Linked DNA regions of Mus musculus: region 1 is linked to region 2. A link is a contact called in ENCODE Hi-C data. All regions are on one chromosome and are shown on one strand. The core of a region is the stretch at or near the end of the contact, and the rest is flanking DNA. Distances in the headings are between cores, read along the strand shown. Region 1 overlaps Hivep3 (human immunodeficiency virus type I enhancer binding protein 3). Region 2 overlaps Hivep3 (human immunodeficiency virus type I enhancer binding protein 3).

Evidence for each region. A loop is a pair of places that touch in the nucleus more often than their neighbours do.
Region 1: a map of ES-E14 shows a loop between it and region 2 (2.1-fold over the local background). The contact joins two enhancer-like sites. A Hi-C loop is called at or near these places in 2 of 37 maps with a recorded cell type or tissue (ES-E14 and heart).

The regions. Positions count from the first base shown.
Region 1 is chr4:120,125,073-120,130,583 of GRCm38, forward strand. Hivep3 (human immunodeficiency virus type I enhancer binding protein 3) reads left to right here. Exons shown (of 9, transcript NM_010657.3): 7 at 3,204-3,290. Among named protein-coding and RNA genes, the nearest start is that of Edn2, 33 kb to the right of the region's middle. Within about 2 kb of position 3,084, at least 1 of the 3 ENCODE cell types and tissues checked has a DNase peak (open chromatin) inside an H3K27ac peak, as active enhancers do; it is heart, where a contact is called at or near this core.
Region 2 is chr4:119,936,572-119,942,564 of GRCm38, forward strand. All of the region lies in intron 1 of Hivep3 (human immunodeficiency virus type I enhancer binding protein 3), which reads left to right. Among named protein-coding and RNA genes, the nearest start is that of Gm38632, 94 kb to the right of the region's middle. Within about 2 kb of position 1,565, at least 1 of the 3 ENCODE cell types and tissues checked has a DNase peak (open chromatin) inside an H3K27ac peak, as active enhancers do; it is heart, where a contact is called at or near this core.

The DNA of each region.
Region 1 (5,511 bases), core at 1,834-4,333, 190 kb after region 2:
ACATCTCTGAAGCCCTGTCATCCGTCAGTTGTGAGCACCTCCTCTCCTCTCAGGACCTGTCTGTCTGCCTCCTAGCCGGGTCTTGCCCTTGAGTTGTGATTCCAGCCAGGATGTATGGGTACTGGCAGACCTCAATCCGGTGTCTGCACCATCTGGCAATGCCTGTGCCAGGACTCTTCTTGTCTGTCTCTGTCTGCCTGTTTGTGTCTTGTCTTTGTGTCTGTCACACACTCAGGTGGCAGTTTGGTCTCTGGGAACTCTTTGAAGAGGGTCTCATGTGTGAGGCAGGAGGAGGTAGCAGGCTAGCCCTAGGAGAGTCCCTTTCCTCTTTTTAGATTCTTTCTAGAGGCCAGAGGAGTGGCTGAGCTATGGACAAGCCCTTACACTGATCTCCTAGGAGACAGAAGTGGTAGCTGTGGGCAGGCCCTTGTTCAGCCCAGGAGACAAGGTGATGTCTGGTGCTCTTGCTAGAGCCAGCTCCCCTTCCAGACACTTGCTCTTCCAGCCGTCCACTCAACCTCCGCTTCCAGATGCCAGGCTGGTTTGTCCCTGAGGGCTGGGGGCAAGAAAATCCTTGGCTGGGCAAGCCTCCTCCCTGTAGCTTCTACAGGATGTTGACAGGAGCAGGACAGCCTTTGGGGGTTGGGCTCCCTCCTGCCTCTTCAGAGAGCCCCTGAGGTTCCTACTCAAGGGTGAGAGCATCCTATGATCACTAGCCCCTTCCCTGTCCAGTACACTGCCTGGCAGAGTCAGAGCCAGAGACCTAGCTCACTGGTAGAGTGATGGCCTACCATTCACAGGCACAATATTAAATAAAAGAGATTGTCACTGGGGGTGGGGTCTGCTCTGGGCCAGCTGTAGTTCACTCCCACGTGCTTTGCCTTGTGACCTTCGCAGTATTTCCATGAGGTGGGTATTTAAAGAAATAGAAAACCGGGACCCTACAGAGTAAGGAACATTGAAAAACTTACTCAGGGAACATAGCTAGCAGTACAGAGCCCAGACCTCCCCATAACCCTCCTCCACCAGGCCATCTAGCTACAAAACCACCGCAAGGCCAGCCACGTTCGAGGGTCCCAAGACCTGAGTCTAGCCAGAGCTTTTCATTAGCCAACGCTGTGGTTCTGGGCCAGTTGTTTCACTGTGCTGGTTTGCAGGAGCCCTGCCAGCACCCAGGACAGCCAAGAATCTTGCCCAATGATGTCATCAGCACCTGCGCCCAGAGTTAAATTAGAAACAGAAGAACTGAGCCTAGTGGGTTGAAAGACATGGTCTGTGGAATCCCACCCACCACTTTTCTCCTGGAGTGCATTTCTTGAGAGACTACAAACACTGCTCTAGCGGTGTGTCTAGCCTGGTTGACTAGAAATCTAAACTCTACAGGTATAACGTATATGGCAAATGTCACCGGTGTGACTGAGGGTAGTCAGAGAAGGGACTCAAGAACGGGAACCTCAGGGCAGTTGGGATCTCTGGCCTACAGCTCTCTCGTCTCACCTGCTGCTCGCTCAGACAATGAGCATGAAGGGCATGCGACTGGCTCGGGAGCTCTCCATCCAGGTGCAGGAAGGAGGCCCAAGCTGGGCAGGGTAGAGTTGGATGATGAGTGGGAAGAGAAGGAGTTAGTCCTCTCTAGTCTTGGCCATCGTATTCACCCAATCTCACTTGTGCTTCCCCAGCAGCCTCAGCCGAAAACCTGACGTTTCTGAGTGGAGATCACCCTTGGTTAGGCTATGTTCATCTGTCTGTCCATCTCTCTTCCCATTAGCTCTGTCTCCTGTCTACTCATCTAACAGTGTCCCTGTTCATGCGCCCCCCCCCCACGCACACACACACACACACACACACACACACACACACACACACACACACACAGGTTTTCTTGTCCCCACCCCCGGCTCTATCTGTCTGCCCATTCTCCTTTTCCCCTCTGGACTGGCCTCCCATACATTCCCACGTGTGGACATCCATCCTCCGATCATGTAGCCGCCCATCTTTCCATCTGCTTACAGGCCAACTTCCACCAGTTCCCCTGTTTATTTTTCCCCGTGGACCTTGCCTCCTCTGTCTGCCTGCCTGCCATCGGCTTCTCCTCCAGTGTCCATCTGTCCTCATGCTTCTATCTTTCTCTCCATGTTCCTCCATTCGCCATACCTCGTCCCCCTGTGCACTCGTTCCCAGAGACTCCATCTTTCCATTCTACCTCCTTCCGTCCATCCATTCAGACTCAACAATTTAAGGCTCATGGGACAGCGTACCTGACCCCGGGAGCTTCAGACATGTTATAGGATCAGCCATGTGGAAATACAACAGTCCTCAGAGCACAACCCAAAGGAACTTCCTGTGACGTCTGTCTGTGTTCTCTGGGGACAGGACAGGGAGCTTAGCCTCTCCTCCCTGAACCTGCTGTCCACAGAGCTCCTCACCCTGCAGCCTGTCACAGGTGTGCACCATGGAGAACCTGACATCACTGTTGCTGTTGTTGTTACCCTGGCCTCAGAAGCTATCGCTCCAGTTCCCCAGCCTATGGGGCCAGGCCTACAACTTGGGGCAGTACCTCAGGGCTTCACAGAGCCTTGGACAACCCATTCCCATAGCACTCTAGTCCTCTGTCTGCACTGTGCCCCAGAGAGGGGGCTGTCCCTAAGACAGTCCCAGCCTGCGTCCCAGAGCCTGTGGGGCTCATGTCCCTTGCTGCTCACCTCACTGCTCCTGCAAGGAACCATGCCCTGCTTTCTCTGCTTAGACCCTAAGGATTGGCCTGATTGTAGTATACTCGGTCAGAAGAACTTCTCAGCCCGCAGCTACTGTATTAGTCATGAGAATCCCATGTCACTCCAGCATTTAAGATTGCAAATCATCTTATCTGAGTGTGCCACCAGCCCCGGGGCCCAAACATAAGACAGAAGCAGAAGAAAAAAAATGCACCTGAGTGGTCTTTCAACTTCTCTGTGTTTTAACCAGCATCTCTGGTTCTCACTGTACCCTGCCCCCTCCCCCCCAGCTGCATGCCCTCCCTGCCCCAGCTCCTGTGTTTGACCTTCTGTAGCAGTTACAGTTGCATAGTCTGGCTGCATGCTGGAGCACAGGAGGCCTTGGCCCCTGCCCAGCCCTCGGCACTTGTGTAAGGAGCTGTGGCCTGGCAGCTGTGTATTGCCCTCCCCCTACCACCAGGCCATGAGTCTGTTCTCATTTCTTTCCAGGGAATCTGACTAAGCACATGAAGTCGAAAGCCCACAGCAAAAAGTGCCAAGAGACGGGGGTGCTGGAGGAGCTGGAAGCCGAAGAAGGTACTGTACCAACCTCCTCTTTCCCTAACTCCCTCTCCACTTCACATCCCTCCCCCTTACCCCTGACCTTCCCCCTTTCCAGACACCCTCATTTCTACTACTGTTCCCCTTCCTCTCTCTCCCTCCCACCATCTTTCCCTTCTATGTCCTCCCTTCTAGTTTGCTGAACAACTGGGAAGCAGCAAATGTTAAATTCATAAAATGCTCCCCAGTGCCACAGAGCCAGTCACTGTGCAGTTCAGTATAACCTAGTGTTCCAGCAGAAAGCCAGCCCCAACGGGAACTCGGCGCACCCAGTGTGTGCCAAGCACAGTCTAAACACGTGCCTTGAGTTGTCTTAGTGGGACCTGGATAGATCTTCAGGCACTTAACTAGAAGTCTCTTCTGATAGGAACCTGCAATGTGGTCTGTGGGACTGCGAGTGTCACTGAGAAAGGCAAAGCTAGATCGGGTAGGTCCATCCCTTCTCGGCCCTGACACATCACTACAACCTGACTATGGTCCTCCAGCATCAGAAACAAGCTAGAGGCAGACTGATAGCAGACAAGGCAGGGGACACGGGTAAGGAGGGAGGCCAGAGGGGCTGCGGCAGATAGAATGACAAACCTTAGCTGTAGATTCTCAGGAGTCAGGGTCAGGGCTTAGTGTGACAAGACGAAGAAGGGAGTGGGTCAGGGGGGTGGGGGGCAGAGAAGAAAGGAGAAAGCTGTGGTTTTTATTTTCTGTTTGTGAAGCAATCTAACAAGAGTTAGATCATGTTTCTTTTAACACTGAATAAACCAATGTTTACAACAATCCACTCAAAGCACTGTCTTCACAAATTATAATGTGAGGCCCCCATGTTGTCAAAATGCATGCCAGGCTACTATAGATGGTGTCCTGGCGAGGGCCCTGTAACATAAGCCCAGACATGGGACCATGAAGGACCATGAAAGACAGGGGGCCTTGGCTGACCTCTATCCTCTATCCTTGAGTATAATGGGAGTGATACATATGTCCTCTGCCTGTGTGCGGAGAACTCCAGCAGGGGTGTAGGGATGTGATCTAGGCCAGACACATGAGCACAGTTCAGGTGAGAAGTGGTCTGATTCCAGATGCTTTCAGAGACTGAGCCCATAGATGGTCCTGCTACATCATAGAGGGCAGAGGAGGGGAGGGAAAGGGCCAGGGATGGCTCCAAGCTTTGTAACCTAAGAGACTGGAAGGATGGAGTTGTTACTTCATGCACCAAGGCAGACCCAGCGACGGGCATTAGGATCTGGGTATCCTAAACATAGAGTTGGTAGCAGGAACTGCCCTGAAGAGCACCAAGCCAGGATGCCCTAGCTCCAGCACACTGCTAAGGAATGGGTTGTCAGCCACTGCCACCCTGTGGCCAGTCTTAGAAACTGCACCCAGAAGGTTCTGTCCAGTGCCTTCCACTAGATTTGAAAGCACTAAAGGCAGAAAAAGGCCCATATGGAATATCAGGAAAGGGGGGGGGGGTGCTGAGCAGGCAGGGGAACCCTTTAGATGCCTGCAGGAATCAGATGTGGAGTGCCTGAAGTAGTGTGGTCTGGAGAGGGCTTCTTCCATCATCCCCGCCACACTGGGACTCATACAGGGGGCCTTCACTTTCTCCTCAGTAAAGAAGGGCTTTGGGGCCTGTCTTGATGGATGTCAGGAGATGCTGGCCCCAACTCCCTCCCCAGTCAGGACCCTGCTTCAGCCTTCATGTGCAGATGCTAACAGTGCCACCCTGGCCACCTGCCTATGGGAGGGGGAGACACAGACAGAGGAGATGGTAGCAGACACAAAAGGACATAAACCAGCCATTGTCACCCAGCAAGAGGAGGGCAGGGTGGGGATTCGTGGCTGCATCTGCTTCTCAAAGCATAATGCCATTTTGAACTGTAGTGTGAGACGTGAGGACTATGAACCTTAGTTCTGACTAGGCCAGGAGATAGCTGGATGATTGTGGGGCAGGCCGTGGCCTTCTCCACGCTTGGGTTTCACTATGTGAGTGAGGGCCAGGGCTGAGTAAAACCTGAGGCCTGCAGTCAGGGCTCCTGCCAAAGTCCTAGGTCAGCAGAATGAGCTGATGCAGGGCTTTGCCCCTCCCTCCATCCCCTGTCTGTTATGTCTCCCATCACCCATTCCCCTCGAGGCCTCGTCTCTTCGCTCCCATCTGCCCAAACTCTGCCCTTGGAACCTCCCTCTGCCTGACAACTCCTTCTCTACA
Region 2 (5,993 bases), core at 315-2,814:
AGCATATCCTCTTCTACTTCAAGTCTGAGTGGGGATGCTTGGGAGATGCCATGGTCTCTGGGGTCACATTCCACCTACTTGAACTTTAGAGCACCAGAAGTAGCCCCTTGGTACTCATTACTGAGCAAGGCAGGAAGGGAGGATGGCCAACATGGATGTCAATGATATGAAAGCCACTGTGTTGGTTTTCTATCTCTATGTCAAAATGCCTTTAAAAATAGCTTATTAGGACTCAAGACTTCAGTCCATAGTGCGTGGCTCTGTAATTTCTAGGTCCGTGGAAAGGCAGAAGCATGATGGAGGAAGGGGATAACCAAAGAGGGATGCTGACTTCATAGCAGATGGGAGGCAAAGCGAGAGGGAAAGGGGCTGAGAATAATAGGCCATTCAAATGTACCCTGCCATCAGTGACCCACTTCCTCCAACAAGCCCTGTATCCTCATAGTCCTCTCATAACCCACTCAACAGTGGGCCAATCCACGGATGACATAAGCATCCTCGTGACTCAGTCACCTCTCAGCATCAGCACCAGGTGGGGACCGAGCCTTCAGCACACTGAGGCTTTGCAGGGGTAGGGGGAGAATGAGCTCCGTATTCACGCCGTAGCAGTCTCTGCTAAATCCTCTGCCATCATAGAGCTCTGGCTGTGTCAGACAGAATGTTCCAGAGCACCAGCATTTGGCAGGTTGTGCATGGTGACCAGCATATAGGAACCGCCCCAAGCCCCTGGCTGAAAGAGTGGGGTTTGTTGAATGTGTGATGTGGTGTGAACCTCTACACCCCTCCTAGCGTCTTAGTGGGTCTGTTGAATGCATAATGTGGGAGGATTCTCTACATCCGGCATTCAACCTCAGTGACCCAAGTGTACACTGATGGTGTGGTCTAAGCCTCGCTAAGCTCTTACTACATCCCATCCCTGTGTGCGTGGTCTCTGTATCTTCCGCAGGCAGAGCTGGGCCAGGAGTTAGGAAGTGGTGCAGCAGTGTGGTGAGCCCCTAGACAGGCATCACTCTTAGAATTAAATGCTTTTTCATCGGATAGACGATGACACCGAAGCGTGTTGAGGTCTGCTAGACTGACTTGCTTTTGTCCTTCAGCCTGGAACCATTTCCTCCACAGCATAGAGATGGTGTGTGCGTGCACTGTTCTCTCTTGTTTTAAATGACTGAGTCAGATTGGAGAAGGCTGGGCTCCCTTCCCTGAGGGTGGTAGGCAATACAGAAGTTTCATATCAGGATCAGCATCTGGCTTCTCTGGGTGATGGCTTTGGGGACTTGAAAGAGAGCCTGTGGCTCTATTGGCCCACCCGACACAGCCTGGAGCCAGAGGCCCAGAGAGCACTGGGCATACAGCGTGACTCTGGAGCTGACAAATGCCCAGTGTTCCCACAGACAGGCTGGGGAGATGGGGCTGCATGGCCAGAACAGCTGGGTGGAGGCTGGTGGCAGGAGGCAGTGTGAGTCCCCATTGTTCCCGGGTAGTCATGAGGACAATCAGAGGCATAGAGAAGCCCCCTTTCCTCTCACTCTGGGCCGGGGTCCAGAACTCGGAGCTTCCTGCTCGCAGGCCAAGGAGAGCCACCGGGAGAGCCCCAGATTGGCCTCTGGTTGGCAGGCATCCAGGACCCAGGACTGCCCAGCCAGCTGGAACCAGGGCCTCTTTGCTCCTGAAGCCCTCCTGCCCATATGAGGAAAGGATTAGGGAGCAGTACCTGCATCAGGTCTCTGTGGCTCTAAACAGGTCACTAGTGTTCCCTTTCTCTGTCCATCACAGAGGGGCTGTGGGAGCTCAGAGAAAACACAGTTCCCCTCTGCCACCAAGCAAGCACACAGTAAAGCCCTGTGAGAGGGCACACAGTGAGGGGCAGCAAATCCCTTGAAGGAATTTCCAGGAAGGTGGCAGAGTTAGGCCTGGTGTCAAAGCTCCCTTCACAAGAGGCCTTGAAAAGAAACTAGTCAAAAATGGAAAGAAAATGCCTTCTCCACACAAGGCAGACAGCAAACCTGTAGGCTGACACCAAACCACAGAATTCAGGTAAGGCAGAGAAATGAGGACAGAGTCCAATCCCCACAATTGCATTCTGTTGGCACCCGCAGTCCAATCCCCAGCTGCTTATGAAGCCTTTCAGACACAGATGACCACGTGGGCCCAAATGCATTGCCAGTGTCATTCAGGGACAGCATTGGAAGGGTTGTCACTCAGAGGCCAGCCCAACCTTGTTCTCCAGAGCATATGCATGTACCCATCACACACCCTTGCCAAATACGGCTCAAGAGCAGACAAGGCCCTGTGGAGCTACCACAGGGAAGTGCTGAGAAAGCATCCAGACCTCATCGAATCCCCAGCCTCTACTTTTCCTCATAGACACATGATAAGTATTTAAAGCCTGGACTAACCATCCGTGACAAGAAGGTCTTCTTGCCTTAGCCAAAATGGGATTTTACTAGGGGTGTGTGTGTGTGTGTGTGTGTGTGTGTGTGTGTGTGTAGAGCACAGACAGGACCCACTTACAGCTTACAGCCTCTTTCCTTTCTTCTGTCCACATGTGACAATCAGGCTCTTATTATTTACTCTTCCAACCACAAGAGGCCCAAACCTTTGTGGATCTCTCCTTTGCACTGAGTATTCTATGAGTCAATTATCATCTGCATTGAAGCCCAGAACTGTGTCCACATGACATCTGGTTCAAGGAGCTGTCCACTGCCGCGGGCATGGGCTGGGTATCCGTGCATCTTTGGGGTAAGATGCTGCCATGGATGGTGGTTGGATGTCAGTAGCAGTGTGTTTTAGCTTGCTCCATGGCAGATCTTTATACAGACTATGGAGATTTCCATGATGTAAGTGCATGTATTCAAACCACTCAGTGCTTCTGGGAACTATGAGCTTCACCTAGTCTCTGAAATCAGTGGTTCTGCTGCAGGAGCAACAGTGTTTGGAGCCACCATGGAGGGAGTTTGACTTGGTGTACTTACTCTCTAGCGGTTTCTTCTCCCATAACGTCTCAGAGGAGAGATTTGATCCTGGGTTGTCATTTAATCATCCTACGAACTGAGCGCTTGGTTTTATTGGCAAGAAATAGTTTATTTTCTATTTCTAAAGAATCTCCGTATGTTAATGACTTATGCAAATAAACATTTAGCATCCTTAGGCTGTGGAAGCTCCACCTGCCATATTTCTTTTTTTTTTAATTACATTTATTTATTTATTTATATGTGTACACACACACATGTGTGTGTATGTAAAGGTGTGTGTGTGCGTGTGTTCCACAGCATGCATGTGAAGGACATTCAGAGGACAACTTGTGGGAGTGACTCCTCATTGTCTCTCCACGGGTCCAGGTGATTGGATTCATGTCATTCGGCCTGGCAGCAGCTTCCACCTGCTGAGCCAGCTCAAGGGCCTACCTGCTGTGCTTCTATTCTTGGTCCTGCAGATGGCTGCTGAGCAGAAAGTGTCAAACCTAGAACCACAGTGTATGAGTTCATGCTTCGACCTACCAGTGCCTTGGTTTCACCTTCACATGTCCCACTGTGTCCGACCCGTGGAATTCAGGAGTCAGGCATTTGAATGTAGCACCAATGCAGCATGCAGCTCAACAACTGGTGTTTACTGACTCTGCACCTGACGCTGGTGTTCCTGTGGCCTGGATCCCAGCTTCTGCTGCTTATTGAGTCCATGAAACAGATTCATCAACTCCATAAAACGAGTGCCACACAGTGCTCAGGGTAGAGCCCACACTGGAAACATCTAAGTCCTGCTTCCATTCTGTCTCTTCTGCTCTCTACAAGTCCCCATAGCTACCTCCATCCTCCTGGCCTGGCCATCCCTGATGTCCATCACTAATCTGAACTGTTGGCATCTTCTCCTCTCCTTCTGTCTCTTATTTTCTTTTTACCTTCATTTATTTTTTTTCCTTCTACCATTGTTGTGCATTATGGGATTGGCTTTGAGATATGTAATGCATTTGGATACAAGGAAAAGAACTTTTCCCTCATCCCGACCATCACTGTGCTGGGGCAGAAATGTTCACCGCCCTATGACTGAAAACTCCACAGACTTCAGAGCCTGAAGCCCCTGCCCTGATTCTGGGCTTTTGCACTAAATGTTAGGAATCAGAGCATCAGTTCCCAGAAAGGGGTTTGCATGAAATGACCCTTCGGAAATGAGTTTAGTAATTGAGAAATCTCCTGATCATAGGGTCTGCAATCAAGCCTTGAGGTGGGAGAACATGAGAGACACTGAAAACACTAGGCAAAATGTTGCTTACAGTGAAAAAGTGAGAGATAACTTCCATGGTCAGAATAGAGAGGGAGGGGCCAGGCTTTCAAGACATCCCTGGAACAAAGCAGGGATATTCTTATTTTATATCTTTTGAGGACTGGGCTTGCCTTTTCTCTATTGAGACCTGTGTGTTCCCAGCAGGGCTTCCCAGCTCTTGGTCTCAAGTGAGAGACACAGAGGAGTATGGCCTGATTTCTCCGGGTTGTAGATCAGATCTCTCATCGTGACCAATCTTAAAGTGATAGGCCCATGATCTAGCAGACATCCTACTCTCCACTTTCCCAGCACCCAGATTCCAGGGGCAGCCAAAAGCTAAATGTTTTCTTGCTTGGACCCACATATGGACTTGCTACTGCCTGGAGACAGACAGAGAGAATGTGAGAATGCACAAGCCCTTACCAGTGACCAACCTCTGAGAACTGGGGCCACACATGGCCTGCTTAAGATGACATCACTCACAGCCTCAAGCTGCAAAGAGGCCTCTACTGGGAGACTGAGACACCCAGTCTGAGAAAGGGAGAAAGTTCACAAACATGCTTGAGGTGCCATAGGCCTCAGTCAGAGCCAACCCTTTGCCCCCTTACCTCGTCCCACTCTTCTACAAACCAGAAATACCCAGGGGCAGCTAGAAGACAGCAGACACACATGAAATGGTGGCCACCTTAGCTACTTCCCTCTAGTCTGGGGCTGTAGGCCTCAGGCCTGAGCCAGGGAGAGGAGGTGCACTCATTTTATTAAATTTTAAATTTTTTAAGCTAATAGTAAACTATGTGTAAGCTCATTAAGTTATATAGACTTTGGATCTAGTTAATCTTGGTGTCTGATATTTTTATTTATTTACAAGGGGTTTTTTTAATAATGAAATTTATTTTTAAGAGTTTATCTTTTTATCTCTTAGGATTACCTCAGGCCAGCCTTATGAATTAGTTGAAACTGTTTTAGAGACACCACAGACCAGAGGATTTTTTTTTTTAATTATTGTTGTTGTTGTTTTTACTTGGGAAAGAAATATACAGATCAACTTTAAAAAATATTTATTTACTCTTCTCTCATACATACAATACATTCTGACCCCACTCCTCCCAGTCAGTTTTTCCCTCACCTCTTTTCTCCCCCAGATTTACTCCACATCCTCACCCCCCCCCCCAGAAAAGGGCGGGCTTCCTAGGGACATCAACCTAACATGGTTGATAAGATACAATAAGACCAGGCACAAAACCTCCATCAATGCTGAGCAAAGCAATCCAGTAGGAGGAGACAGGCCTGGAAGCAGGCAAGAGAGTCAGAGACATCCCCACTCCCACTGTTAGTTCTAAGAACCAAGCAACAGCCATGACACCCATGCAGGGGACCTAGCACAGACCCGTGGACTATGCTTGCCACCTGAGCCTCTGTGAGACCTGCTTAGCTGATTCAGCAGGCCGTGCTCTCCCAATGCCTTTGACCCCTCTGGTTCCCATAGCTTCTCCTCCCTGTCTTCCCTGGGGTTCCTTGAGCTCCAAAGGAAGGGACCTGATAGTGACCGCCTATGCCTACCTAGGCTGTCTCTCTCTCTCTCTCTCTCTCTCTCTCTCTCTCTCTCTCTCTCTCTCTCTCTCTCTCTCTCTCCCTCTCTCTCTCTCTCTCTCTCTCTCTCTCTCTCTCTCTCTCTTTCTCTCTCTCTCTCCCTACCTATTTGGCTGTGGGTCTCTGTAACCACTCCCATTGGCTGC